Linked DNA regions of Homo sapiens: all the other regions are linked to region 1. Evidence: chromatin contacts called from ENCODE Hi-C or POLR2A ChIA-PET data. All regions are on one chromosome and are shown on one strand. Each heading gives the region's core, a stretch centred on a gene start or an enhancer-like site at or near the end of the contact. The rest is flanking DNA. Distances are from core to core; before and after follow the strand shown. Region 1 holds the start of LIPT2-AS1 (LIPT2 antisense RNA 1). Region 2 holds the start of STARD10 (StAR related lipid transfer domain containing 10). Region 3 holds the start of ATG16L2 (autophagy related 16 like 2). Region 4 holds the start of FCHSD2 (FCH and double SH3 domains 2). Region 5 holds the start of UVRAG-DT (UVRAG divergent transcript). Region 6 holds the start of RELT (RELT TNF receptor).

Evidence for each region. Hi-C counts contacts between places; a loop is a spot of excess contacts on that map. ChIA-PET counts read pairs that join two places held with the same protein, here RNA polymerase II (POLR2A). Pooled maps may share reads with other maps.
Region 2: a map of CD4-positive, alpha-beta memory T cell shows a loop between it and region 1 (19-fold over the local background). The contact joins the promoter of STARD10 here to the promoter of LIPT2-AS1 in region 1. A Hi-C loop is called at or near these places in 1 of 168 maps with a recorded cell type or tissue (CD4-positive, alpha-beta memory T cell) and 5 of 50 pooled maps. POLR2A ChIA-PET finds 5 or more read pairs at or near these places in 1 of 52 experiments (Panc1).
Region 3: a map of CD8-positive, alpha-beta T cell shows a loop between it and region 1 (10-fold over the local background). The contact joins the promoter of ATG16L2 here to the promoter of LIPT2-AS1 in region 1. A Hi-C loop is called at or near these places in 1 of 168 maps with a recorded cell type or tissue (CD8-positive, alpha-beta T cell) and 6 of 50 pooled maps. POLR2A ChIA-PET finds 5 or more read pairs at or near these places in 2 of 52 experiments (Panc1 and naive thymus-derived CD8-positive, alpha-beta T cell).
Region 4: a map of CD8-positive, alpha-beta T cell shows a loop between it and region 1 (11-fold over the local background). The contact joins the promoter of FCHSD2 here to the promoter of LIPT2-AS1 in region 1. A Hi-C loop is called at or near these places in 2 of 168 maps with a recorded cell type or tissue (CD4-positive, alpha-beta memory T cell and CD8-positive, alpha-beta T cell) and 6 of 50 pooled maps. POLR2A ChIA-PET finds 5 or more read pairs at or near these places in 2 of 52 experiments (WTC11 and naive thymus-derived CD8-positive, alpha-beta T cell).
Region 5: a map of natural killer cell shows a loop between it and region 1 (17-fold over the local background). The contact joins the promoter of UVRAG-DT here to the promoter of LIPT2-AS1 in region 1. A Hi-C loop is called at or near these places in 1 of 168 maps with a recorded cell type or tissue (natural killer cell) and 6 of 50 pooled maps. POLR2A ChIA-PET finds 5 or more read pairs at or near these places in 1 of 52 experiments (naive thymus-derived CD4-positive, alpha-beta T cell).
Region 6: a loop to region 1 is called in a map of naive thymus-derived CD4-positive, alpha-beta T cell, with 11 times the contacts of the local background. The contact joins the promoter of RELT here to the promoter of LIPT2-AS1 in region 1. A Hi-C loop is called at or near these places in 1 of 168 maps with a recorded cell type or tissue (naive thymus-derived CD4-positive, alpha-beta T cell) and 5 of 50 pooled maps. POLR2A ChIA-PET finds 5 or more read pairs at or near these places in 1 of 52 experiments (activated naive CD4-positive, alpha-beta T cell).

Annotation. Positions count from the first base shown.
Region 1 is chr11:74,492,040-74,495,393 of GRCh38, forward strand. LIPT2-AS1 (LIPT2 antisense RNA 1) reads left to right here and starts at 1,341. Exons shown (of 2, transcript NR_171028.1): 1 at 1,341-1,934. It overlaps LIPT2 (lipoyl(octanoyl) transferase 2), which reads right to left and starts at 1,685. Exons shown (of 2, transcript NM_001144869.3): 1 at 1,199-1,685; 2 at 1-325. The coding sequence starts at 1,664. The coding sequence ends at 96. RefSeq lists silencers at 1,451-1,560, 1,671-1,920.
Region 2 is chr11:72,792,193-72,795,546 of GRCh38, forward strand. It overlaps STARD10 (StAR related lipid transfer domain containing 10), which reads right to left and starts at 1,855. Exons shown (of 7, transcript NM_006645.3): 1 at 683-1,855. RefSeq lists enhancers at 1-479, 1,611-2,180.
Region 3 is chr11:72,812,888-72,816,241 of GRCh38, forward strand. ATG16L2 (autophagy related 16 like 2) reads left to right here and starts at 1,524. Exons shown (of 18, transcript NM_033388.2): 1 at 1,524-1,676. The coding sequence starts at 1,559. LOC107984421 (a long non-coding RNA gene) reads right to left here and starts at 1,180. Exons shown (of 3, transcript XR_007062771.1): 1 at 1-1,180. RefSeq lists enhancers at 7-136, 2,147-2,296 and silencers at 677-766, 1,167-1,616.
Region 4 is chr11:73,140,660-73,144,013 of GRCh38, forward strand. It overlaps FCHSD2 (FCH and double SH3 domains 2), which reads right to left and starts at 1,659. Exons shown (of 20, transcript NM_014824.3): 1 at 1,198-1,659. The coding sequence starts at 1,218. RefSeq lists enhancers at 1-256, 257-878, 378-607, 2,478-2,587, 2,668-2,807 and 1 more and silencers at 788-927, 1,328-1,707, 1,868-2,247.
Region 5 is chr11:75,813,049-75,816,402 of GRCh38, forward strand. It overlaps UVRAG-DT (UVRAG divergent transcript), which reads right to left and starts at 1,749. Exons shown (of 2, transcript NR_144531.1): 1 at 1,415-1,749; 2 at 466-813. UVRAG (UV radiation resistance associated) reads left to right here and starts at 2,162. Exons shown (of 15, transcript NM_003369.4): 1 at 2,162-2,476. The coding sequence starts at 2,360. RefSeq lists enhancers at 273-1,472, 1,396-1,825, 1,696-1,990 and a silencer at 2,286-2,485.
Region 6 is chr11:73,374,929-73,378,282 of GRCh38, forward strand. It overlaps RELT (RELT TNF receptor), which reads left to right and starts at 1,471. Exons shown (of 11, transcript NM_152222.2): 1 at 1,471-1,571. RefSeq lists silencers at 1,191-1,500, 1,531-1,820, 1,911-1,990 and an enhancer at 2,156-2,450.

The DNA of each region.
Region 1 (3,354 bases), core at 91-2,590:
GACAGGCCAGGTCTAAAATCTGGGTTTCAGTAGGTGACTCAAGTCAGACTTCATGCTTCCCAAGGCAGGAGCATCCTGGCTGTTATGAGTACTCTTCAGTTGGGGCTGTCCTCTGAGATCAGTGTGCACTTGTAGATCTCCTTAAAGGCCACAAGGAAAGGTGGCATTACTTCTTCCACGGTGACGTGCCTCTGGAGCTCCTTACTCAAGGAAGTGACGCCTGTCCCAACCAGTCCACAGGGCACGATGTGCTCAAACCACGTGAGGTCGGTAGAGCAGTTGAGAGCCAGGCCGTGGGATGTGATGTGCCTTCCACAGCGGACTCCTGCAAGGCAAGCCAAAGGGTCTTAGAGTAGATACCCTCCACTCTCCGGGCTTTGGTGTCCCTCTCAGGGCGATGAGAAAACTGGATTAGATCACCGGTTTTCAAATTTTGTTTCTGGAGAAACAAGGGATTGTACTCAGATGGGAAAAGGAAACAAATGAAAGGAAGGGGTGCGTGGCTTCAAGCAGCTGCACTCATCATGAGGATTCCAGGAAATGTCTTTTAACAGATTCCAATACTTAAAAAAAAAAAAGCTTGGGGACAGGCGCAGTGGCTCACGCCTGTAATCCCAGCATTTTGGGAGGCCGAGGCGGGCGGATCACGAGGTCAGGAGATCGTGACCATCCTGGCTAACACGGTGAAACCCCATCTCTACTAAAAATACAAAAAATTAGCCGGGCTGGTGGTGGGCGCCTGTAGCCCCAGCTACTCTGGAGGCTGAGGCAGGAGAATGGCGTGAACCCGGGAGGCGGAGCTTGCAGTGGGCCGAGATTGCGCCACTGCACTCCAGCCTGGGTGACAAAGCGAGACTCTGTCTCAAAAAAAAAAAAAAAAAAAAGTTTGAAAATTAGCACCCTTATTTGCCATGACATTGTCATTCGCAGGACGTAACCTGGCAATTCACTTCTCTTGTCTCTCCCTTAACAGAAATGCGTGTTGGACTAGATGTGAGGAGCCTTCTGCTTCTGAATATACGATATCTGAAAAGGGGCTTAAAAACTCAAACGCAGCGGGTAGCTGTGATTCAAAACCCGCGCTAGATACGCCTCCTCCCGGCCCTCACCTCCGTTGGTCCAGCCCCGTCAGACCCCGCCCCCAGGCCTCAAGCTCCGACCTCGGCTCTCAGGTACCGCCCTGCTCCGCGGCGCTCACCGATCGCGCAGATCTTGCGATCGTCTAGCCAGACGCCAGTGTAGGGCGGGGGCCGCGCGCGGGCGTCCTGCAGGCCCTGGAGCTCGCACAGGCGCACGGCGCACGCCTCCAGCGACGCTACGTGCATGCGCAAGCGCAGGCCGAGACGCCGCAGGTCGAGTACCGGGTGGCAAAGCAGCTGGCCCGGGCCGTGGAAGGTGGCCAGGCCACCGCGGCCTGTGACGCGCACCTCGGCGCCCAAGGCCCGTAGCCGCGCAGTTTCCTCGGGCGTCAGGCCGCCGCGCAGCCCGGCCGTATACACGGGCCCCGCGGGCTCGCAGAGCAGGAGCGCGCCCGCCTCAGTCCCCGACGGGGCCTCAATGCCTGGCTCGGCCTGCAGCCGCCGCAGCCAGCGGTCCTGCAGCCCCAGTAGCTCGGCGTACGGCACCCGACCCAGGCGCACCAACCGAACGGCGGGTTGCCGCATCGTGCCCACCGTTGCGTCCGCGGGGCCCCGCCCTCTCCGTGGGCCTGGGGGCGTGGCCTGAGGGGCGGGGACTCGGGGGCACACCCCGAGCCGCAGCTCCCAGGTGCGTGTTAAAAGCTGGAGGGGGGATATGTGATCCCAGGACCAAAAGCGCGGGGCCAGACTCATCGGTTCATTCAACAACCAGTATTTAGTGCCTGCTGTGTTCTGCAGGCCCTGCCATAGGCGCTTGATACAGCGGTGCATAGCGTATGAGAAAGATCTGTCCTGGTAAGCTTACATTCTTACAGCAGACGATAAGTATTTTAAGTGTTAAGTAAATAAGGTTATTTCACGTATAAGGTGTTAAATGCTATGAAAAGAAAAATAAAACAGGGTAACGTGGTGTGTCCTGTGTTGAGCCCCTGGGGGACGCAAGAGGGAGATTAGCTTGCCTACAAGGTTATTGGTGGAGGTAGGGAGAACTTAAAGATCAGCACCTGTAAGAAAGTGAAGGAAGCAGGAATTTGTAGGCAGAGGAAGAAGTTGGCCTGCAAAACAGTTGCAGCAGAGGCCTTGACCAATCCCAAGGCATGCTTGGAGCCTAGGATGACCCTTCAGAGTAGTTCCACATTAAAGCAAGGGGGCCAGAAACTCTTATCCTTGCATTGACCAGTCATGGATACAGGCTACACCTGGGGAGGAGCTGTGATTTTTTTTTTTTTTTTTTTTTTGGCAAGACTGCTTCCCTCGGTGGAGGGCGGCCCCCAGAGAAGGACTCAGTTGTGTATCATCAGTAACCAACTCCAGAAGCTGAGGGAATGACTGTCTAGGCCCTGAGGGGGTGTCTGGACCACAACATCAGCTATGTTGCAGTTAGAGTATCATTTAAACAAGTCTGAATTCAATGAATTTTTACTGAGGACTTTTCAGACACCATAGGTGTCTGAAAAACATTTCATAAACATAGACATAAAGATCCTAAGCAAATATTAGCAAATCAAATCCAGCAATTTATAAAAGGATTAATACATCATGATGAAGTAGGGTTTATCCCGGGAATGCAAGGTTGGTTTTGCATTCTGAAATCAAACAATGTAATTTACCTTAAAAGAGAAAAGCCTTCATTGGAAGAAATAATAAAAATTTTTTTTAAAGAAAAGCTATGATTATGTTAAAAAATACAGATAAATCTATTGGCAAAAATAAACACCTCTTCTGACCAAAATACTTAGCAATCTAGGAATAGAAGAGAAATTTTCCAGTCTGATGAAGGGTTCAAATTATCAATCAGGGTTTGGACAAGAGAAATCACATATGTACTATTTTAATTAAATGTTTTATTTGAGAAAATTGGACACTCATATGCAGTTGTAAGGAATAATATGGACAGATTATATGTACCCTTTACCCAGCTTCCCCCAATGGAAACACCTTGCAAAACTGTAGTACAATATCACAACCAGGATACTGACATTGATAAAGTCAAGATGCAGAACATTTTCATCACCACAAGGATCCCTCATGTTGCTCTTTGTAGTTACACTGCTTCTTAATTCCTGGCAAACGTCTGTGTTGTATAGATGGAATCATACAGAGTGCAACCTTTTAGAATTTTTTTTTCACTCAGCATAATTATCTGGAGACTCATCCAAGTTGTTGCATGTATCAATAGCGCGTTTCTTTTTATTGATGAGTAGTAGTCCATAGT
Region 2 (3,354 bases), core at 605-3,104, 1.7 Mb before region 1:
GTGCCCGCCACAACGCCCGGTTAATTTTTTTTTTTGTATTTTTAGTAGAGATGGAGTTTCTCCACTTTGGTCAGGCTGATCTCAACCCCCAACCTCAGGTGATCCGCTCGCCTCAGCCTCCCAAAGTGCTGAGATTACAGGCGTGAGCCACCGTGCCTGGCCTATCTGGGATATCTTGAAGGATCTTGGATTTCTATTTCTACATATACCTGCCTTTCATGACTTGCCTGGGGAGGCCCAATCTGTAATGAGACCTCAGGGTCTCCCAGCCCTTCCCCCAACCTACCCCCAAAACCTCTAAGAGCACTCTAGAGAGAATCAGCTGCATACAGCCCAGCTCCACCGCTCCAAGGGTCAGAGAAAAGTCCCCTTCCCTGGGGTTAGCTGCATGATCCTGCAGGTGCCATGGTGTGCCTAGGTGCCACCTCGCTTCACCTGGCTGGGGAGTGGCTCCTAGACCTCAGCTCAATGCGCATCACTTCCCCTTCTCATCAGCCAGGCCAGCCCAGGTATCACCTCCAGCTCCACTGCCCCCAGATGGAGTTACCTGAGTACCCAATTCCTCCCAAGCTCAGAAACAGTGTCCACTGCCTTCCCACTCCTTTCCATTCAGAGTCTGTCCCCTTAGTGCTGCCCCCTCATCTGTCACACCTGGGTTCTTTCCCTTACTTGGGCCACTGACCTGAGAAGCAGGGTCTGTACAGCTCCAGCAACACTCTCCTCTTCCTCCAGAATTCTCCAGATCCTCCTCAGCTTCTTGGCTCTGGTGCTCATCTCAACACAGCAGGGTCTTCCTCCATCAGGCCAAGGTGGGGGTAGGAGAAGAATTGGGAACAGGGACTCCCCTAGGTTCTCAGGGTACAGTCAGTCAATCTAAGCCTGTATCCAACAAAGACACTGACCCCTGGGGTACAAGGAAGGGCTCCAGGCCCAAAGGCAGGAGGATTAGGCTTTAGCTCTTGCTCACAGCCTGCTGAGACCTGGGGCAAGCCCCTGTCCCTCTTTGGGCCCTCAGGTTTGCAATTTGCAGAATGAGGAAATGGGTTCCTCAATCTACAATCACCTGACTATAATAATATTTTGCCTTTATATACCGCGTGGGTAAATTCCTGAAAGTAAACTAAGCTGTTTTCACCCCTGGATCTCATTTGATCCTCCCAACAGCCTGTTTGCATTTACAAATGAGAAAGCTCAGTTCCCTAAGGGAACAAAATTACCCAAAGTCACACAGCAAGCTGGAAGCAGAGCCTGGGTGCAGTCCTTGAATCCTGATCCTTCCCTGGTCCTTTACTCTCTATGATGCTGGAAATCTGCCTGACTTCCTCTAACCTGTTGTCCCATTTGTAAAAGGACTGTTGTGAGGACTGAATTAGGAGAGGCGATGAAGAGGGTCATTCCTTGTGAATCATAAAAGAAAGGACCACAGAACGATGACTGGACCGTTAGGTTACTATTTATTACGGTTATCTTCGCTCAGGCGCCCCCACGTGTCGATCCCGAGACTCTCGGCTTGCGCAGGCGCTCTTTGGTGTTTACAGCGGCCGCGAAGCCCCGCGTTTGCGCGTGCGCTTCCCGCCCGGGACCGCCCAGAGGTCCCGGACTAGGGGCGGACTAGGGGCCGCTCTGCCTCCCGCCCCCTAGTGGTTGTGGCCGCTCTGTCACCACGGCTCCCGGGGCCTCTGTCGGCTCCACTTTGGTTGAGACGTCTCCACAGCCCAACAACGGCGGCGATCTGAGGAGAGGCAGGAGAAAATACGGCGCGCTCGGCATCGTCCTTCTGACCGGGGACTCCAGCATCTCAGTCATCGCGTCACCAAGCCCCACGTGCAGGTTCTGGCATCCATCATGGCAAACTGGAGACCGCGGTGAATTCCACCGGAATGGCGCGCGCATTGCCACATGGGAACTGTAGTTCTTGGCTAGGACCTTTCTGGGGCTGGGCCGCTGGAAAAACTACATTTCTCAGGAGCTCAAGAGTCAGGCTGACAGAAAGGGGGCCCGCGGCATGTTGGGAGATGGAGTTTGGGGGGTTCGTGCTAGCAGGGAAACAGTGAAGCAATGGAGCCAAGTGTTCTGAGCCTGGGCCTGTGGGTTTGAGTTGGGCAGGAGTTACACAGTAGCTCTTATAAGAGAGGAGTAGCATTGTTGCGGCTTTTAGAAAGAATGCTACTTATTAGTTGTGTGATCTGAGCGATCAAGACAAATGCCCCTTTATCTTTTTTATTTATTTATTTTTTGAGACAGGGTCTCTGTCTGTCAGGCTGGAGTGCAGTGGCCCCAGAACTGCTGGCCTCCCGCCTCACCCTCCCAAAGTGCTGGGATTATAGGCGTGAGCCATCAGGCCTGGCCAGATGCCTTTTTATCAACTACGATGGACCTTAAGGTTAAGGTTAAGGAAACAAACGTTGCCTACCTCAGGGCTCAGCTGTCAGCTGGCATGGCAACTTCTTAAATTTCTACTGCTGCCAGAAAAACCACACTCTTACTAAACCCCTAGCAATAGGAGCTATCATGCAAATTGTCAGACTCTTCTTTACTGAGATTTACAACTCAGACCACTACAACGCTGATCGACAGAGGACAGGCCTTACAAACATTCTTTCCTGATAAGTAACTGCAGACCTCAGGCCAGTTTCAGCAAGCTCATAGAGACTGCACGCAAACTGTGTTTGTGTCCTATAGTCCACCTTATGATGCAAAGAACCAAATTCCACCTCACTTTAACGCAAAAACCCCATCCCAAAGTGAACATGGAACATATGTTACAGGTGTTTACCCATTGTGCATGCACTCACATCCCCTCATAAATATGTATAGCTTTTCCCCAAAACCTGCTGAATATGTATGATTATTGTGAAATACAGACCCTGTGAGTCATAAACCAGCCTAGGCCGGGAGTGGTGGCTCACGCCTGTAATCCCAGCACTTTGGGAGGCCAAGACGGGCGGATCACGAGGTCAGAAGATTGAGACCATCCTGGCTAACATGGTGAAACCCCGTCTCTACTAAAAATACAAAAAAATTAGCTGGGTGTGGTGGCGGGCGCCTGTAGTCCCAGCTACTCGGGAGGCTGAGGCAGGAGAATGGCATGAACCTGGGAGGTGGAGGTTGCAGTGAGCCGAGATCGCACCACTGCATTCCAGCCTGGGCGACTGAGCGAGACTCCGTCTCAAAAAACAAAAACAAAAAACAACCAGCCTGCCTTTTCCCTATACAAAGAGAGAGCACCTTTGGTACCTACAGGAGAGTGTCTCTTTTCAGTTTGCAAACTGATGTCGCTAATGAAACTGCCCTCTACTATTTAGGCATCCTGGTGTTCTAGAGGGTAGCAGTCTGCACCTCTCACAGGGCTTC
Region 3 (3,354 bases), core at 274-2,773, 1.7 Mb before region 1:
GCCTGGTTTGGGGCTAGAGGTACAGAGACATCTAGGACCCAGGTCCTGCCCTAAGGGGCACCGCACAGATTACAGGATGGTGTGATAACTGGTGACGGTTATAACTCGAACTCAACTGGGGCTGGTGTCTGAGAAGCTTGAACTCAGTGTAGGGGCAGGAAAGTTCTCCTGGAGGAGGTGATGCATGATTAGGAGCCAGGCCCCCTAGAGGCGACGATGTTCCAAACATCAGGCTCGGCCTGTGCAAAGGCCATGGGCGTCTAAGACAATGACATGTGGGGGACTGAGCCCAGCTCACTGGAAGCAGAGCAGGCTACACTGACCTGGGGGCGTCTAGGCCTTCACTGCTTTCTACGTCCTCTGACCCATCCCCATCAGAATCTCAACAGACTCGTCACCTCCAGGGCCTGCACTGCTCTCCCATCGTTGCCCAACTTCTCTCGTTCCCTAGGGATGTTCAAGTCTGCCAACACTCAGAGGGCAGGGCCTGCTGGCATGCCCCAGGGTGAGGCTGTGCCCAGCGAGTCCCTCCTTTCGTGTCTCACAGTAGCCTGAGCCTGCAGAGCTGGCTCTCTAGCATCTAGCTAGAGACGGTTTGACCACAGTTCCCTGCGACCCATGATTCACTTTCGAGGGTACCCACAAGAGATGTGTCTGCTCCTCCAGACGCCGCCCAATGGGGTGAAGCGTCTGGCCCTGAGTCAGGATGCTGGGGTGCTGGCCGTCTCAGCTACCCACTCCTTTGCAACCCCAGGCAAGCAAGCTCGTTCTCTCCTCCCGGCCAGGGGCTTTCTAGATGAAATCAGCTGCACCCCTTTACTCTCAGGGACCTAAAATTTCGGCGACCATGTGGAGCCGTAAACCCTTCTGCCTCCTGTCCTCCCAGCCCCGCACCCACCTGGCGTTTTCGTGTCACGGAACCTCTGCACGTGCTCTTCTCGAGGCCTAGAGTCCCTCTCTCCCTCTGGCCAACTCCTATTTCATCCCTCACAGACCCAACTCGAACGCCATCATCCCCGGAAAGCGGGGATTCCTCCCTTCAGTCTCTGCTTCCTTATCTTGCTGTCCTGCTGCGCCGCGCCCTCAGTGTACGCGCAGAGCCCGGGGCTGAGGGCCTCTGGGTCCCTGGCTGGGTGCGCGGCCAGGAGCGCGACGGCCTGGGAAGCACCAGCGGCTCTCGAACTCGGCCCGGGCGCGGCGGGGTTAAGACACCCGGGCCTTGAGGGCCCCGCCTCCGGAGCGCTCCACCCGCGTGGGGGAAGCCTCCCCGGAGGCTCCGACCTCGCTCCTGCTTATGACCCTCGCAGCCACAGGAGCCCCCACTTAGGTGAACATTTCGGACGGGGCCCCGGCGGTTCAGACCCGGAGGCGGCTCCTCCCGGAGGCAGATCCTCCCGGCGTCGGCCTTCGGTCCTCCCCGCCAAAGCCCTCTTGGGACAAGCCGGGGATTCCCCGCCGCCGCCCGCCCCCTGGCGTCACGGAGTCCCCGCGAGGCCCCGCCCCGGCCTGGCGCCGTCCTGGGCGGGAGGAACGCGCCGCTAGGCGGGAGAGCGCGGCCATGGCGGGGCCGGGCGTCCCCGGTGCCCCCGCAGCGCGCTGGAAACGCCACATCGTGCGGCAGCTGCGGCTTCGGGACCGTACGCAAAAGGCGCTTTTCCTGGAGCTGGTGCCGGCCTGTGAGTGCGCCCCGGTGCTGAGAGGATGGCGGCTGAGGGGACGCGGCTACGGGCGCGGGGAGAGGGTTTGGCTGGCTCCTCCGCCTGTGACCCGAGTGCGCTGTGCCTTATGCCTTGAGCCTGTGCGTTACGCCCATCCCGACTGCCAGGACTCCGCCCCTTGCCATCCAGGCTCTGGTTAGAACCTGGACGAGCCCCTCCTGGTCCCCCTGCCCTCGTCGCCCCTCAGGACGGGCTCTGCCTCCCACAAGCTGGGCTTCCGAGACGCAAGTGCGTCCTCGGGTGTTGGTTTTGCAGGGTCTCTTTTGCCTCCCCACCCGGGCAGTCCCCGGGGTAGGGGCTTGATCAGTGCACTTAGTCTCGGTAGCGCAGTGAAAGAACGCGGGACTTGTCCAGAGCAGCCACTTATTGGCCCATCCGGAGAGGGGCGACACTCGGAACCTCTAAGGAGGAGGCTGTGCATCTCAGGCTCTGCCGCTGACAGGCGACGCTGGCACAGGCTTATGGAACACCTCCCTGTCAGCCTACCCAGCCTGAGGGGGCATCAGGGGGCCCCGGGCTGCTGGTGGATGCTGGCTGAGCCCAGCGAAGTCGGACTCTCAGAATTGTTTCTGGGCAGCTGGTCAGGATAGGGTGTGGCATTTCAAGAGGGGATGAACAGGTGTGCCTGTGTGTCGCACCTCTGGCCGCCTGCGATTGTATGTCTGTGGTTGGAAGTCTAACCACAATCCCTGCGGCTCTCTCACTGGGGCTAATCTTGGCCAAACCCCCACAATCAAATCTGCTCTTAGCCAGGAAAATTTCTCTGCAAGCTTCCAGGCTGCTGGTCCTCTACCTTCAGGGTTGCGAGGCCAGCCCCCACCTCCAGCAGCCACACTTCTCCACTGCTCAGACAGACAGTGGAACCGTCCAGTTTGAGGGAGGGGGTCACCGCCCCCCCAACCCCTGCCCCCCGCCCCGACCCAGGGAGCTGTGAGTCTGAGGGACTAGAGAGATCTGGAGGGCTGAAATCAGACTGAAGGGCCAGTCTTGAAACCTTGGGCAGATCACATCGCTAAGCCTCAGTCTTCTTACTTGTTAATTGGGTATAGAGACCTTCTTTAGGTTTGCTGGGTGCTGCAGTACCCTGGGGGCTGAGGTGGGGTTTTCATGAGAACTAGGCCAGGCCCAGGGCCTCAGTCAAGGTGACAGGGCACTGAGTGTGGGAAGGAAGTTGATGAGGAGGGAGCTAGGCCCGGACTTACCACCCCACCCTCCCCTGGAACTGGTGAGAAAAGAGGAAGTGACTGTTGATGGGGGAGGGTGTTCCAGGGTCAAACCACCAACCTCCAGAATGTCGGCTGGATAATTGCTCAAGGACTTTCTATTCTGGCCTGGGGGTACCTTACACCAGGGCTGGGGAAGTTGGGATTATTTATTTATTTATTTATTTGAGATGGAGTCTTTGCTCTGTTGCCCAGGCTGGAGTGCAGTGGTGTGATCTCCGCTCACTGCAAGCTCTGCCTCCCAAGTTCACGCCTGTCTCCCGTCTCAGCCTCCCGAGTAGCTGGGACTACAGGCGCCTGCCACCACGCCTGGCTAATTTTTTGTATTTTTTAGTAGAGATGGGGGTTTCACCGTGTTAGCCAGGATGGTCTCGATCTCCTGACCTCGTGATCCGCCCGCCTCGGCCTCCCAG
Region 4 (3,354 bases), core at 409-2,908, 1.4 Mb before region 1:
AGCGCATCAAATCACAATCTCTTTCTCACAAAGGAGAAAGCAAAAGTGACCTTCCAGCATATGCAGTGCTTTTAAACTACCCCGGGAAGCCGATCCCCGTGGAGGCTCCACTTCAAACAGCGGAGAACAGCAAATGCCTGCTGGCCAGAGAGCCTCGCCCGCCAGGCCGGGGCCCCAGGGTTCGAAGTTAACGGTCAGTCTGGAATCTCGGCCTCAGCAGTGGGACCACCCGGAGGGGTGGGGGTACATGTTCGAAAGAAAAGGACTCACTTAAATGGAGAAACCCGGATTAGGAAAGAGAGAAAGCAGCGGCAGCAGACACGGGTGAGTTAGGCGTTAGGCAAATGTTTGCCCACGAGGGGAGGACAGAACGGCCTCATCCACCCAGTGCCCAGAGTAGACATTCAGTATCCATCTGTAGGATTAAAAAGACAAGGACACAGCCTCGGCCCCTGGGAAAGCTGGGGAAGGGCGCAGCGGGGAGACTGATGACAAGCCGGGTGCATCCGTCACTCCCACCCTGGTCATCCAACCCCGGATCGCAGTGCACACCCCACGCACCTCCCGGGCCCGGTCCTCGCTTTTCTGAAGACAGCACGACAGCCTCCTCGCCCCTCAGCCGGGGACGAGGCAGGACCCGTCAATCCTTAATTTGTTTTCCCTTGGGGTGGGGAGGCGGTGACTATTCCAACTTCTTTTCGGCCGCCCCGTGGGAAAAGCAGGCCAAACCCTAAGGCTAGGCTAGAAACAAATCCCCCGCAAATTTGCAAACGGGCGGGGCTGGCGACAAGCGGCTGGAGGGCTCAAAGCTGGTGCAGACTAAACAATCACACACGCACAAGGCTCTGCAAAGCTGCAGGGGCGTCCCCGCCTCCCCCTCGGTGCAGCCCCGAGAATGCACTTTGCAGCGGGCAGCATTGCCATGCGCGCGCACACACACAAATGCACACCCGAAACTCTTGTGAAATGTCTGGGGGTCTCCTGCGTTAGAGGACGGACGAGCCCCGGCGGCCCCTCTGTCGGAAAGGCAACTCACACGCGCGCCCCCCACCTGGAGCCGGCGGCAAGTCGGTGACAAGCCCAAGACGAGGGCGGTCACGGCCCCTTGCGGGAGGGGGAAGGGGCGCAGCGGTCGCCCCAGCCGCGTTCCGCGTACGCATCTCTCCGAACCCCAAAGCCCCCCAGCTGCGCCCTTACCTTCCTCGGCGGCGGCTGCATGATGCTGAAGGGACATCAATCCTCCCCGACGGCAGCGTTAGCAAGGACCAGGAGGAGGAGGAGGGCCGGAGAGGAGGGGACGGCCCAGCGAGCGCGCGCGTGTGTGAAAGGAGCGCTTAAGAAGCAAGACTTGCCCCGGAGGGAGCAGGCCAGCGGGCGGCAGGCGGACCCCAGCCAGAGAGCGAGTGTGAGGAGACGAGGGAGGAGCACCGGGAAGGCTTGGGGCCCGGGCGGCCCGGGCGGCCCGGGGGTGTGTGAGGAAGGAGGCGGAGACGGCGAGGGGGCGGGGGCCCCAGGAGCAGGGGCGCGAGGGTCTCAGCCGGCCGGGCGGCGGGTTAGCCGCAGCCGCGTTGTCCGCGCTCCCGGTCGGCCGCCTGCGCCGCCGCTCCCGGCGGACGCAGCGGCCCCCACCCCACCCACTCAGGCGGCCCGGCCCTCGCTGGGCCTAACGCCCCCGCCCGCCCGGGAGGAGGAAGGTGGCGCCGCTCTCCCCGCTAGGGCTCCACCACTCAGGCCGCGGGAATTTCCGGCCTCGCCGCGCGGCGCAGCGCCCCGCTCCGGATGCTGAGGGAACCGCTCTGTCCAGAGCGGGGTTCGAGGGGCCGGTCCGGGCTGCCAGGAGGGAGCTAGGCCACGGCACGGGGCTTCGTACCGCGGCAGGGGAAGGGGGAAGCTAACGGATTGGTCGGTGGGTGGGAGGTGTAGAAACGCCAGCGCCACGCGAAAATCCCCCCTTTCTCTCCGAGAGTGGCACGTTCCAGACGCCTCCTGCCCTCCCTCCCCCACGCTGGGAGCCAGCCGGGGGCTTCCCGCGCGCTTTCCCGCCAGCTCGCCCCGGCGCGCGCGTCTCCGCTCGGGGGCGCGCACGTGGGCGGGAGAGGGCTCCGCGCCGACGCACGCGCACAGGCCGCCCCCGCCTCCTGCCTGCCTTTGCGTGTGTGTGTGTGTGTGTGTGTGTGTGTGTGTGTGTGTGTGTGTGTGTGTGTGTGTGTGTCGGGGGGCGCGGGGGACGACGCTCGCAGGGAAACGTTTGCAGTGGGGAGGGGGGCGCAGCATGCCTGTGGGATACGAGAATTCCGGCGTTTTCTTCCTCTCAGCCCCTCAACACCCTACTCTCCCTACCAGCTAGATGTGCGCGAGAGAGGCGAGCAAGGACAAGTCGCTTTGCGGCTGGCCGCAGGTGCCAGGCCATTGCGATTGTAGGGCGGAAAGGCAGTTGCTCTGCAAAGGAAACGGCGGCACTCTACTGCAGGGCATTCAAGTCAAACATCACTGACTCCGCTGAGAGGGAGCCAAGAGAACGTTAAGGCCGAGGCCCCCGTTTCACAGACGGGGAGGCAAGTGCCCATAGAGGGAAGCCTTTCTAAAGGTTACACAGCAGGACTAGAATCTGCGTCAGGAAGTGTTCTATGGGTTATTTTAAAAAAGAAACAGGTGCAGGATAATAAGCACGAGGAAAAGTAGAAGAGGCAGGAGAGGCCATAGAGGAAGCCCTTGTCTGGGAGTCAGGATCTCTGGGTGCCAGTCCACTTTGCCTGCTCCTTAACAGGCTAGGTGAGCTCGGCTTCCTTATCTGCCAGTGAGGGTGCTTATCTAAGCAGTGCACCCCACCACCACACATGAACCTTCCTGCTCTGTTCAGACCATCTACGGGGGAGTTTATCGACCTCCCTTGGGGTCCTCAGAAGAGGAATACCTCTTCCCCATGCCCAGGGAGGTTTTTTTTTTTTTTTTGAGTCACGGGGCTGTGTGGAGGCTGAGCTGGATTACTCCACCGTTTTTTCAGAAGTTGAGATCCCAGACAGCTGTTCTCAGAAGTGCAGTCAGGCCTAAGAGGAAGGTGAATGAGGCCTGGATAGACGAGTAACTTCCCAGATGACCACATGACCAGAAATTGAAAAGGTGGAACTTCAACCCAGGTTGTTTACATTGAGTTAGACTAGATTCTTGTACAGAAAAGTGACAGAGCTGTGTTTTGAATAAGATTAATCTAGAGCTGTGTATGAACTAGGAGACTAGTCTTGCTTTTTCTGGCTTCAAAAGTTAGCCCTTCACCAGAATCCTTAATCAAATCAGGGAAGGCCTGGGGCAAGGGGACAGGTGGATGGAGGCCCAGGGCCCTGACAGCTGCGGGGT
Region 5 (3,354 bases), core at 499-2,998, 1.3 Mb after region 1:
ACGACATGCTGGGCTAATTTTTGTATTTTTGTAGAGACAAGGTTTTGCCATGTTGCCCAGGCTGGTCCCAAATTCTTGGGCTCAAGCAAGAATTGTGATAATGTGTTATGGCAGCCTCAGAAAACTAATACAGCTTAGAAACAGAAATGTGTTTTCTGTGAAATTCCCCCAGATCTTGGCACCACATGAGTTCAATCAGATAATATTTGGGATTTCCCAGTGACTCCTTTCTCAACAAACACCTGATCAAGCGACTCCTTTCTCAACAAACACCTGACCACACGCCCCAGGCTCCAGCCATGAGGAACCACTCAGTGTGTCAGAACAGGAGACAGTGTGACATCTTTGTGATCCAGCTCTGAGAAAAGATCCAAGGTGTTTTTCAGGCTTCTGAACACCCTGGAAAGATAGTATGCTTACATTTTGTTTAAAAAATTTAAAATGCAACTACTATATGCCAGGTCCTGTGTGGGCACTTTACATATGTTGATTTACTTTAATCCCTACAGCAATCCTATTACTATTTTAAAGCTGAGAGAGGGGAAGTGACTTGCCTTGGGATACATAGCTCAAAGGTGGTAGAGCCAAGATTCCAAAGTGCCTGATTCCTATTGTGTCTGACTCTAAAACACTATGTTCTTTCTGCTATGTTCATCCAGGTGGTGGAAAAATTCAGTCTAGGAGTAAAAAAAGGAAGATCAACATCCTGCAGAATGACTCATGCTATTCATTATAGAAGCAATTGCTGGAGATGCTATCATTGTGGATCACGGAAGTCTTCATGGAAGAGGTGGCATTTGAGCTGGGCCTTCACTGCAAAAAAAAAAAAAAAAAATTTCCTGATTCTCTGTCAGGCACTGGGGATCCAGAGATGAATCAGACAAAGTCCTTTTGCTTGAAGAATTCACAGTATTTTGTGTGTGTGTGGGAAGGAGGGTGGCTGCTTACATGTGTTAAAAGACAATGTGGCCAGGCCTGGTGGCTCATGCCTGTAATCCCAACACTTTGGGAGCCCGAGACTGGAGGATCGCTTGAGCCTGGGAGTTTGAGACTAGTCTGGGAAATATGGCCAGAACCCCATCTTTACAAAAAAATTTTAAAATTAGCTGGGCCTGGTGGCATGTGCCTGTATTCCCAGCTACTTAGGAGGGTGAGGTGGGAGGATCACTTGAGCCCAGGAGGTCGAGGCTGCAATGAGCCGTGATTTTGCCACTGCACTCCAGCCCGGGCGAAAGAATGAGGCACTGTTAAAAAAAATTAATAGAATAATCCAGACCCACGGTAGGGTCAAAATTCCTAACTCAAGGTCCCAGAGAGGCTCAGAGAAGCCTTTTGGAAGAAGGGACTCCTGCCCCAGCTAAGACTGATGGATAAGTAGCAAAGGCTTTCTGGGGACACAGCACAAACAGCCCACCTGAAGCGGTGAATCGGCGTCCTGGGTGCCTGGCACACCTTGTAGCTCAGCTTACTAGCTAGTGGAGTGCGAAGGGGCGTGTACTTGTCGGTTGGAGCTGGTCATGAAAGAGCTCGTGGGACTGCCCGACGGTTCTCAGGTCCCAGTGCATCCTGCGTGGTGGCTCTCTGCTGAACCATAAAGCATTCCTTTTCAATCCCTGCACGCTCACGCCGGGAAAAGACTGCACAAGGGGCCTGCCAAGGCAGACAAGCGATCGCCACCCAGCTGGCTTCCGAGGGTCCCCGCCCTCCACCGGAGGCCTGTTACCACGGCAACCAGTGAGGGCGGAAGTGGCTCAGAAGACCGGTTCTCCCTAATCAGGTGACTCTCCCGCCTCCTGCACGTGACACCGGAGCCCAGAAGCGCGCTCTACCTAATCAAGACCCCACCCCTCTTTCCCTTTACTGACAATTGACAGCGACCTCTTGCAATGGCCCTTCCGCCTCCACCAGGAGACTCTGCCCGTTGGTAGTAAAAGAACCAATTAGACTGGGAAAAAAAGAAGCAACGCCCCAGGTTTCACCCCGGCTTGACAGACGCAATTGAGGCCATCCTTGAGTCCCTCCGCCCCCAAGTCCAGTAATGCCAGCGATGGACAGACCTTCTACCCAATAGCACGCCCCTTTTCTGCCGTTGGGTCCCGCCCCCTTGAGGGCTAAGCCAATGAGCGCTCCGGGTCTCAGCGGGGTGGAGGGGTTGCACTGCGGTAATATGGCTCTTCCTTAGCCAGCGGCGGCAACGGCGGCAGCGGCGGCAGCGGCGGCGGCTACTGTCTGGGCTGAGCAGTAGTGCCTCTCGGGTGGCGGGTTTCTAGGCTGCAGGGGCTTGGTAGGTGGTGGCAAGGGGGCGGCGGCGGATGCCGGAAGAGTGCCCGCCCCGCCGCTTGGCGGCCCCTGGATCGAGATGAGCGCCTCCGCGTCGGTCGGGGGCCCCGTCCCCCAGCCACCCCCGGGCCCGGCCGCTGCTCTGCCTCCCGGTTCTGCCGCGCGGGCCCTGCATGTGGAGCTGCCGTCTCAGCAGGTAAGCCCGCGCGGCTCGCAGCACTCGGGAGGGACCCGGGCAGGCCCGCGTGGAGAGCTTGCTGGCTCCGGGCTGACCCCGCGAGCCGGGACACCCAGAGCAGGGACCCGGAGGGCTCGCGGGACTGAGGAAGACTGTCAGGAGGTTTGTGCGGGGAGGGGTCCAGTGATGGCCGAACCTCCGGGAGATCCCGGAGTCCTAGGAGAATCCCGTTACAGGAGATGGGCTTGTTAAGGGACAAGCAGCCAGCCAGCTCAAGTCCCTGGGGCCCCGGCCCGAGGCCGCCTCCCCCAACGCAGGGAGCCGGGGATTGCCCCGCGCAGACCCTCTCCCTCGTTCCGCCCAGGAAGGGACCCGGGGAACCCCCTGTGTCCCACGGGCCATAGTGAAAGCACTTTTCCTTTCTTTCCCCACCTGGCCATCCCCGCTTACGGAGAAACCAGTTTGTACTCTTCGTGCAAGAGCCCTGGAGGAGACTTTAGGGTGTCTACCATTTGCTTTAATCTCCCCTGATTATTAAGTATTCGGCCTCTTTAGAGAAATGTATTCAAGACTTGGGGGTTTCCTTCCTAATTCTCCGAGTCCCAAGGAACGCATCTTAATAATTAGGAGGACTTTTTCCTTCTTCATTCCCTTCAGTGAGTCTCTGTGGAAGGAGGATTTGATGTATATATTCATGTGTTCCTCCATCCTTTAGGAAGGGCTTTGAGGACTTCTTGGCTCTGCGTTGTAGGAAGATAAGAAGGGGGAAACACTGACTTTGGAGATGTGACAAAACTCTTTGTTTCACTCACATATCTGTAGAGTACTTCCCTCCTTATATCGGTTGCCTTCCTTCTGTCCCCCAAGGGGAGATTTTGCAGGAATCTTAGCATTAA
Region 6 (3,354 bases), core at 221-2,720, 1.1 Mb before region 1:
CTCCCAACTCAGCCTCCCAAGGTGCTAGGATTACAGGTGTGACCACTACACCTGGCCTTCCCCATTTGGTTTATTGAGTGACGACACCTGAAATTGCCACCATTTGAACTCTAGAACCTAGAGCTGGGGTGTAGATGGTCCCCTTACAAAGAAAACATTTCCAGGAGTGGAGGCATTCTGGATGCTCTGGCCTTCCGTAGGCTGGGATGTGGGACCCTGGAAGAACCCCTGCCCCAGCCCTGGAGGTCTCCATTGACATATGAGGGTGCTGATGTCATGATCCTGACATCAATGACCTGTAGCTCCTTATGCCCTTCCCCCACAACCTGAGCATGACCCAGGGAAATGAAAACTCATCCCCTGCTCCCCTCCCCATGCGGTGTCCAGTTCGCCTCCTGGAATCTCCTGGACCCTGGGGACCTGACCTTTTCCGTCTCCTAGCCCCTGGGTTCAGATTCTATGACTGTTTAGAACCCCACCCCCAGCCATCTATCCCCAGCTGACTTATTTACCTTCCTTTCTCCATCTCTGTCATGGGCTGTGATTATCCTGACCCCAGCCAGGCCTCTGGCCCAGCACTAGGTCCTCCCTGGTGTCTCAGTCTCCCATCAGCCCTACTGTCCCAGGAGGACCGCCTGAGATCCCCTGAATAGTACTGAGAGGGGGAACGGGCCACTGAGCTGCTCCCTCCAGTCCTGGCACACCCTGTAGCACAACTCCAGGGGACACGATTCGGAGTCGGAATACAGTGTGAATACTGCCTGGAGTTTGTGATGACTGGCATTGGAAACTGGCAGGGTGGGATGGCTGTAGTAGGGAGGGGGGCACTGAGTCACCTGTCCTGCTGGAGGGAAACTAACTACCCTGGCACAGAGAAGTGGTGCGGGGAGTAGGGGAGTGGAGGCAGGAGACGCCTCCTGGAGGATTTCACTAGGCCTTGAAGGATGTGCCGAAGCCCACCGTGTGGGCTTCCTTTATAGACTCACCTTCACCAGGCCTTTTCGCCAACTAGGTGAGGGTTTCCAGGGTTGGGCCTGGGCCTCGTCAACAAAGCAAAGTGAGGTTATTCTTCCTGGCCACCAACTGGCAGGAGGAAGATGAAGCCCAGAAAGGGGCAGAGGTGGCTCTAGTTACACTGGCAATGCTGAGAGGACCCAGAGGAGTATCTCAGTCTCCAGTCTCTTTATCTTGCTTCGCACAACTCCTTGCTTGGTTCAGAGCCTTGAAGAGGCGGATACAAGAGGCCCTCTGGGCACCGCCGCCCAGTCCCGCGCAGCCCCCTGCAGTTCCCAGGGGCGCGAGAGAGGGCGACGTAGAGCAGCACCGCCCAGCGGCAGAGCGGCGAGCCCCTCCGCGGCTCGGGGTGAGTCGGGCGCGGGGCGCAGACCGCGCTCTGACGTCGGGGGCGGAGCGGCCGTGACGCGCGGGGGCGGGTCTGCGCACCTTCCCGGCCCAGCCGGCGATTCATTCAAAAGGCGCGCAGGCTGCGCGGCTGTCCGGGCGCTCGCCGAGCCGGGCCGCGGCGCCGAGTCGAACGGGGAGCCGAGCTGGAGCTGCCGCGGCGCAGCCAGGTAAGGAGGGCGCGCGGAGCGCCCATCCAGAGTCTGCTCTCCGCGGCCGGGCCAGCGGGATACGGACCCTAGTGGCGCCCCCTGCCTCCCCGTGTCTCTGAGGAAGTTCGCGGGCTCGGCGGATGCGGCAGCCCGGCCGCGCGCCCCCCCACCCCACTCCTCCCGCCTCGCGTCCTGTCCCGGCGCCTTCCGCGCACCGGCCACCGCCAGTCTCCGAGCCCCGTGACCTGCAGGTCCTCCGGCCGCGACTCCGGGCCGGCCCTGCGTGGTGGCTGTCGGGGGGCGCGCGGGGAAGCAGCGGAACTTGCGGTGTGAGGGGCCGGCGGGGCCCGGAGCGGTCCCCGGCCCGGGAAACTTGGACCGAGACCAGGTTGTGGTGCGGGCTGGACGGCGGCGCCTCGGCGCGGCTGCGGCGCGGGGCGGCCAAGGGGGGGTCTGGATGGTGTCAGCCCGTGACTGTGGGTGACACGGCGCGTGAGGCGGCCTGGCCGGGCGAACGTGTGGCTGGGACACTGGGCGGTGACGCCGGGCCGAGCGGGCGACACAGAGGGGCTCTGTGTGTGGGAGACAGGCAGCGTGTGTGCGTGTGTTGTGTGAGGGAAAGACCCGGGGTCACTGGGGTCACGAAGTGCGTGGCTTGGGGCGTGACCGGCGCAGGGCCAGGGCCACCCGTTACTGTGAGTGTGAAATAGAGGGAGAGGAGCCCAAGTGACTGAGAACGAGCCGAGCTCGCTGGCGCCATGGTGTGCGTGTGGGGTCAAGTGGTGTCAGTGTGTGTGTGTGTGTGTGTGTGTCTGCGCCTAGGGTGATGATGAGTAAGAGGCAGGAGGAGGAGGGACCGGACCTAGGACACCTTCCGGCAGATGTGGGGCGATGAGGAAGTTGGGGAGCCAGGAGACAAGGGTCTCCAGGACTGTCCCCACGAGGGCACCCCTCAGGAGTTCAGCTTGGTGAGGAGATGGACCCTGAGGGATAGGCCCTGGCTGAGGGAGAAAGCCGAGGCTGGGCAACATCTGGTGGGGTGGCCCAGATGGCAGCAGGGTAGGGGCCCTGTGGTAGTCTCAGCTTCCCCCCGCCCACCTGCATCCACACACTCACGCATCGAAGTCCCTACACCTGGCAAAGTTCTGCCCCTGTGTAATCTGTATTCTCAGCGGACCCGGACACAATCTTGTTCTCAGACCCCCCCGCCCCCCTCCCCCGCGCAGGCCTCAGTCTCCCCATCTGCACACTGAGGTGCTGGGCTTTGAATGGACTGTGAATCATCACTTTGGGATCCTCTATTGTTTTGGGTCAACTGCCTGTGTTCTCCCTTCCCTTCAGGCAGAAAGACTGCAGTGGGGGGTGGGGGCAGGCTTCTCCTGGGGACACAGCGGCCCAGGGGCTGCACTCAGGGGCTACTGATAGGGTTGGAAGCACAGCCTTCTCCAAAACTGGTCAAGGAAACGTTAGCCTCCCACCCAAAGGCTTCCTGGTCCTCTGTCACGAAATGGATCCATAGACAATATGGATCCCCAAATCCATAGACATTCACTTCTCTGCCTGGGTGTCCTTTCTTCAGTTCCTTGGGTTGGGGGAGAGTGGGGAGAGACTTGTTCCCCAGGAGTGGTCTCTGGTCTGGGAGGCTAAGTTCTTGCTGGAGAGCTGGAGCGGTACCCTTTCGCCATCTGGGCAAGACCCTTCTGAGGCCCCTTCTCCCGTATGAAGGTCTGTGGGGTTCATGCAGGGTGGGGTGGAAGCTGAGCTCCCTAGTCTAGGAGAGGGTGGCACTTGCTGTAGAATC